Linked DNA regions of Homo sapiens: region 1 is linked to region 2. Evidence: read pairs that join two places in POLR2A ChIA-PET (ENCODE). Cell type or tissue: HepG2. All regions are shown on one strand. Each heading gives the region's core, and the rest is flanking DNA. Links, peaks and the distances in the headings are about the cores only. Region 1 overlaps GSN (gelsolin). Region 2 overlaps RAB14 (RAB14, member RAS oncogene family).

The links. Peaks named below come from ENCODE experiments on the same cell type or tissue, not always from the same donor. Only the 100,000 strongest peaks of a DNase experiment are listed, where the experiment ranks them.
Region 1: POLR2A ChIA-PET joins it to region 2 with 5 read pairs; 3 of 35 experiments call an interaction of 5 or more read pairs at or near these places.

Annotation. Positions count from the first base shown.
Region 1 is chr9:121,293,695-121,296,605 of GRCh38, reverse strand. All of the region lies in intron 2 of GSN (gelsolin), which reads right to left. Among named protein-coding and RNA genes, the nearest start is that of GSN-AS1, 9.6 kb to the right of the region's middle. RefSeq lists an enhancer at 1,595-2,217. In HepG2, for the core only: no CTCF peak of the experiment used is centred there; a DNase peak (open chromatin) is centred at 1,225; H3K4me3 peaks cover 1,118 bases.
Region 2 is chr9:121,182,184-121,185,094 of GRCh38, reverse strand. RAB14 (RAB14, member RAS oncogene family) reads left to right here. Exons shown (of 8, transcript NM_016322.4): 6 at 1,697-1,784; 7 at 2,135-2,165. Among named protein-coding and RNA genes, the nearest start is that of RAB14, 18 kb to the left of the region's middle. In HepG2, for the core only: no CTCF peak of the experiment used is centred there; DNase peaks (open chromatin) are centred at 404 and 1,244; H3K4me3 peaks cover 967 bases.

The DNA.
Region 1 (2,911 bases), core at 230-2,729, 110 kb before region 2:
TGTACCTTTCTGGGTTTCAGTGTCTTCATATGCAAAATACAGGGTAGGGCCTGATGCTCTGACTCGAAGCCTCTTTCCTAGCCCAAGCAGTACCAGATACTGGTTGTACAACCAAATCCAGGACCTACAAGTCTCTGAGCTTCAGGGTTCCATCTGTAAAATGGGTACATTCGGCCAGGTCACCTCTGCAGGCCGTTCTGGATCAGACAGTCCACAGCCCCTGACTTGAGGAAGGAGGCACTGCAGTCACTGATAGCAGCATGCCACCTCACCTCTGGGCCCAGCCTGGGAAACTGAGACTCAGGGAGGTTCAAGTCACTCAACTGGAAAGAGGTGTTGCCAAGATTCAAACACAAGTCTGACTGGCTTCAGAGCCCAGGCTCTGTCTGCGGAGACCAAGCAGGAGCTCCTAGCACCACCTGACCTGGGCAGGGAGCAGCAGTGCCCTTTCCAGGTAACAGGCTAAATCAATCAAGCCCAAGTCAAGCCTGGCAGCCAGGAGTCTCCGGAGCAGCTGTCCCCACGACACTTCCCAGGCCAGGGCAGGAGGTGACACCGGGAAAGCCCTCTAGCCTTTCACACACCTGATGTGACTGCCCAGGCCAAAGGCCTGGAAGATCCCCAGGCTGTGGCCATTTAGTGCAGGACTGGCTGTGGCACCTGCCCTCTGAGCCACATGGCACTCAGGTCTGGCATGGTTTCTTTGATTTGGAGGCAGCCCTTCTGCTACCAACTCAGTACATGAGCATGTCCTGGTCTCTGCTTCTGTGCACCTCGGAGATCTCCTTGACCTCTGATCTCGGCTATTCCTGGATCCTGCCCAGCTCCAGGCACACAGTAGGCAGATTCTCTGTGTCTGCCACAGGATGGGGGCTGTACAGCCCATGTCCCCCTGGGGGACCCCTCCCTCCCCTGTAGTTGACCCAGGACCTCCACAACACAACCAGCTCTGGGCCCTCCTTTCCTCTGTAACCTTGGTCTCTGTATGTCTGCGGGACCCCCTACCAGAGACCAGAGGAGGTGGCCTCCCCCGCCCCTTCCATCCCCAGCCACAGTGTACAAAAAGGCCTTGGCTGGGCCTGGAAGACACCACCCTGTTCTTTTCTCTTCACTCCAAACACTGTTGTTCTTGATTTTCCAGGCAGCCAGCCACTCATGGAAAGCCCTCTCTTGGAGTCTATTTACTTTTTGGCTCACTGCTGTTCTCTGGGTCCTCCTAGGAGCACCCGCCCTTCTGACCAGGGATTTTGCTAATTGGGACAATGGTCAGTAAACAGAGAAGCCAGTTATGAAACCCAGTGGAACTGAACAGGGCCTGGAAAAGTTCCGGCAAGCCCTGTGGACAGGTTTGCGAATCTGGACTCAGCTTCTGCAATCCAGACCTCAGTTTCCTCATCTCTAAAAGGGGGAGAATGGTACCTAGAGCATGGAGCAGTGAGGAAGCCCAGGATGTGACGCACAGGAGCTCGCCAAAAGTAAGCACTCTTCTTTCTGAGCAGCCTGTTTTCTGCACAGACGCCTGCCTTCGGTATGTGATGGTGCGGGAGAAACGTTACAGATTTCACGGTGAGACGCTAGAGTTCAGGTCTGGGCTGTGTAAGGCAGAGCAAGTTACCTTCCCTCTCTGAGCCTCAGGTCACTCATCTGTAAACAGGGACAGTGATGCCCAGTTGCAGGACTTTTGGGGGAACAGAAGTGAGACTGTTGGAGTATGTTGTTCAGAGCAGGACTTATTAGCAGCAGTGTTCATTAGTCTGTCTTCTCTTTTGTAGATGATCACACCAAGAACAAGAGGGTGACTTTTCAGGGTCACAAAGTCAAACAAGTGCCTGGCAGAGTAGATCTAGAACTCAGGTCTCTCAACAACCAGGCCAGAACTGAGGCCTGGGTCTCCATGACACAGCAGTGCTCCCCATCGGGGCTGGCTGGCCTTCTGCTTTGGCCAAGTCCATCCTGGGAGTGGCCAGCTGTTGGGGAGATGGCCAGCGGGGCTTGGCTGAAGCCAACTCCAGGAGACCAACTGTCTCAGGGACCAAAGCCATGGTCCTTTCCCAGCTTCCGGAGCCAGCCCCACCTAGTGCTGGGACCCAGGGCTGGACATCTGGAGGGGCCTGGCCCTGCTACTTCCTGACCCCATGTCCTGGAAGCAGCCAGATTTGGCCATGGGTATGAGCTCTGGGCCCTTCTTGCTAGGACCCACTTCAGCAGTCTGTCTCCCCTTCTCTCGGGGAGGAAATGGCCCTGAGAGGTGTGGTGGGTCAGTAGCCAGGGCTGCAAATAACTGTCCTAGCCCCTTCAGCACCCCACCACCCACCCCTGGGAAGCCCAGGCACAAACGCAAATCCACAACAAGACAGGGAGGCCTGGCTGCAGATGCTGGGACCGTGGAACCAGCAGAAGACTTTGGAGAGTCACAGGCTCTGCAGAGCTGCAGGGGAAGGCAGGGTCTACAATGCCCCAACCCAAGCCAGAATGAGCAGGAGAAGCCACAGGAGGCAGCTTCCTGCTCTGCAGAGGAAGGACTTTCCAAGAGGGAGAAAAACAGAGAGCAACCTTCTGTTATGTGATCGTGGAAAGAGCTCCCACCAGAAATGCCTGCATTTAAGTCCCCGGTCTATCACTTATTAGCAGTGTGGCTTTGAGCAAGTTGTTTTGGCTCTCTGAGCCTCCGTTTCCTCATCTATAAAACGGGGATTATAATACTTTTTTCCTAGGGTAGTTGTGTGAATTTAATAAGGTAAAGAACATTTGGGGCTTAGCACAGTGCTTGGTACAGAATAAGCACATATAAAGGAGGCTGCTTTTATTGTTAAAAGAGAGACTTGGATAAGTTTCTATCTCTCTGAGCCTCAATTTCCTTACATGTAAGATAGGGTTAAAAATGCCTTTCTTTTTTTTTTTTTTTTTTGAG
Region 2 (2,911 bases), core at 122-2,621:
TTTTCTTAAGTGCTCCATTTTCTATAGAATTGCCCTTGATTTCTGTGTAGAAGTTGTGTTCTCTACCATTTTGTTGTGGGCATGTTTTGTATCTCTGTAATTAGCATGCCACTTTATGTCTTCCCTTTCAGGGAGATAAGAAGCCTTATTTGGAGATTCATAGGGAATCAGGAGCAGGGCAGTATTTCTTGTTTTGAGTACCTATCTTGTAATGGCCCTATGCTAGTCATTGTGGCTTTACCAGACTTGATTTTTTATAAATTGATTTCCTTTTTAAGTATCATTATTTTATTCTTTTAAAATACTAATGGATAGTATATGAAAGTTTCTTCCCCTTCACAGTGGGCACTTTGTCCACACTGTTTAAAGAATGCTCACTTTTGTTGTACTACTTAACTGTCCTTGCATGAGGTTTACATTCAGATAAAAATGATTATTTGGTTTATGGACACACATTTTTGAAAGTGGAAGAGCCAGGAGCTGTAATTTTACATGAAAAAAAGTTAATGGCTGAAGTGCCTTTTAGTTGAAACCATCCATTCCTAAAGTGTTCATATCTAGATTACCATATCTGTTTGGAAGGGGGAAAAAGGGAAGGATTTTACCAGTTGGTGTCAAATAAGCTCATAAATGTACAAAGACAGTTTATCCATAACCCCCCTCCCCACCCCAGGTAAAGGCCAAAGCCCTTTGCTGTTTCCCAAGGGTACATATTTTTTTCTTACAACTTTGCAGAGCTGCCTTTAACTTTGGCCTAACTTCACTTGTATGAATGGTTCCAAGGTGGATATAGGTTGGTGGGTGATATTTTGCCTTGGATTTGAACTTACTGCATACGTGCCCCCAAACCCCTACTCCCAGCTGCCCCTTGTGTATACACATAGACATCTCTTATCAGTTACTGTTAACTATAAACTCAATCCTTTCTAGGGATAGTGTGGGGTAGGATAGTATTTGTCTCAAGATCTCAGTTTGGGTTTCTACCTGAGATCTAATGTCCTCCTACCACTGACTCACTGAGTGACCTTCAGCAAGTCCTTTTGCCTTATTTGAGCTTCAGTTTCCTTACTGATAGCCTAAAGGAGTTGAACCTAGTGGCTTTCAAACTTTTTGAGGATCTCAGAACTGTTTGAAAACCTGATGGAAGCCATGAATCTTCTCCTCTAGGGAATGCCCACAATTACAGTATTTACAGTATTTCAAGGTATTTACAGATCCCCTGGAGCTTGTCCATGAACCCTTAGTAATCTTACTCAGCTATATCGTAATCTTTGGACTAGACCAGGTGTCACCAAAGTATGTATGGCCTGTGGGCCACATTCAGCCCACAGCCTGTTTTTGACTGGCTTGTGAACTAAGGATGATTTTTAAATTTTTAAAGGGTTGTTAAAAACAACAACAAAAAAACCCAGCAACGAACATGTAACAGAGACCATATGAGGCCCACAAACCTGAAGAATATAGTATTTATTCTTTACAGAAAGTTTGTCAACCCCTGACCTAGATCATTGCTAAGGTCCTTTGTAGTAATGACTTCATGAATCTGTAGCCCTGTCTAGTGGATAATTGCTAGTACTTGGTTTTCTTTTTAGGCCCAGTCATTTTTTCTATCAAGATTTTTGGATTTCAGAATTTGCATGGTTGGTTTAAATTACTGCTTTTGTTACAAGGTGTCTTTCTTTTGATCACAAATTAGGTAATAATTCTCATAGGAAATAAAGCAGATTTGGAGGCACAGAGAGATGTTACATATGAAGAAGCCAAACAGTTTGCTGAAGAAAATGGTGAGTTTCTTTAAGACTTAATGGTCACAATTGGGAGAATTTTTAAGGAAAGGTGGGCTTGACAGTTTTGTTGGTTTTTTTTTGCATTTTTTTTTTAAATGCAGACTCAGAAATCTCAAGAATGAGGAAGTAACAATGTGTTTCTATTTCTGTGTGATTTATGTTGGAGCAGTACAGTTATTTAGTGACAAATATAAAGATGCTCTCCACCTCAAACTTACATACTTTTTCATAAAATACTATGGGAGGAGTACTAAAAACTGATGGGAAACTTTTTCAGATGTTACTAAAGAAGTGCACTTGTGAGTTAGTTTGAAGTGTCCTAATTATAGTCTGAATTTTATTTTTAGGCTTATTGTTCCTCGAAGCGAGTGCAAAAACGTAAGTGTGACCAAAATACAGATATTTCAATTATATTCAAGTTTCTCAAAGTAGAACCGTATATATGAAAAGTATATAATGTATATACACATATAAAGTACTATCTATAAATGTGTAATGCTTACTGCAGGAAGAACAGCAAACATCTCTTTGCTTCCTTTTTTACATTTCAAAATAATATGAATTTTTGTTACTTAAAAGATTGTACCTTGATTATGCCTGTTGGTAACCCAGGTTAATAAATGAAACTTTGTTTACATTTCAAAAGTGTTTGACTTTTCCCAAATGACAGTGTTTGACTTTTCACAAGTGAGGTTGAGTTTGGCATCTCAGACAAGCTTGGTCAATCTGTTCTTCCTGTAATACTTCTGATCACATTAAAAAGCATGATTTAAGGGAATAGTGTCTACTCAGAAGCATAGTGAACATTTTCTAATTGTTCTTCCATGTCTGCTATTGAACTGTGGTACACCCATCATTGTTCTTCATTTATTAGGCCAAAAATTTCTTGTGGTGAGGAGAGGCTAACCTGTTTTCGTTTAGTCTCAGCTGTGCTATTAGTCCAAAGAAAACTGAATGGAGGTGTTAACGTGGCTAAGCATGATTATGTCACCATTACCCGATTAAAAACAGCTCAGTTCATGCTTGGCTGAGCAGACCATATTATTCTTGGAATTTTTTTCAGCATGTTCAGAGAGATTTCATTTCTGTTTGGAGTATCCTCTCTGTTATCACAGAAATGACCT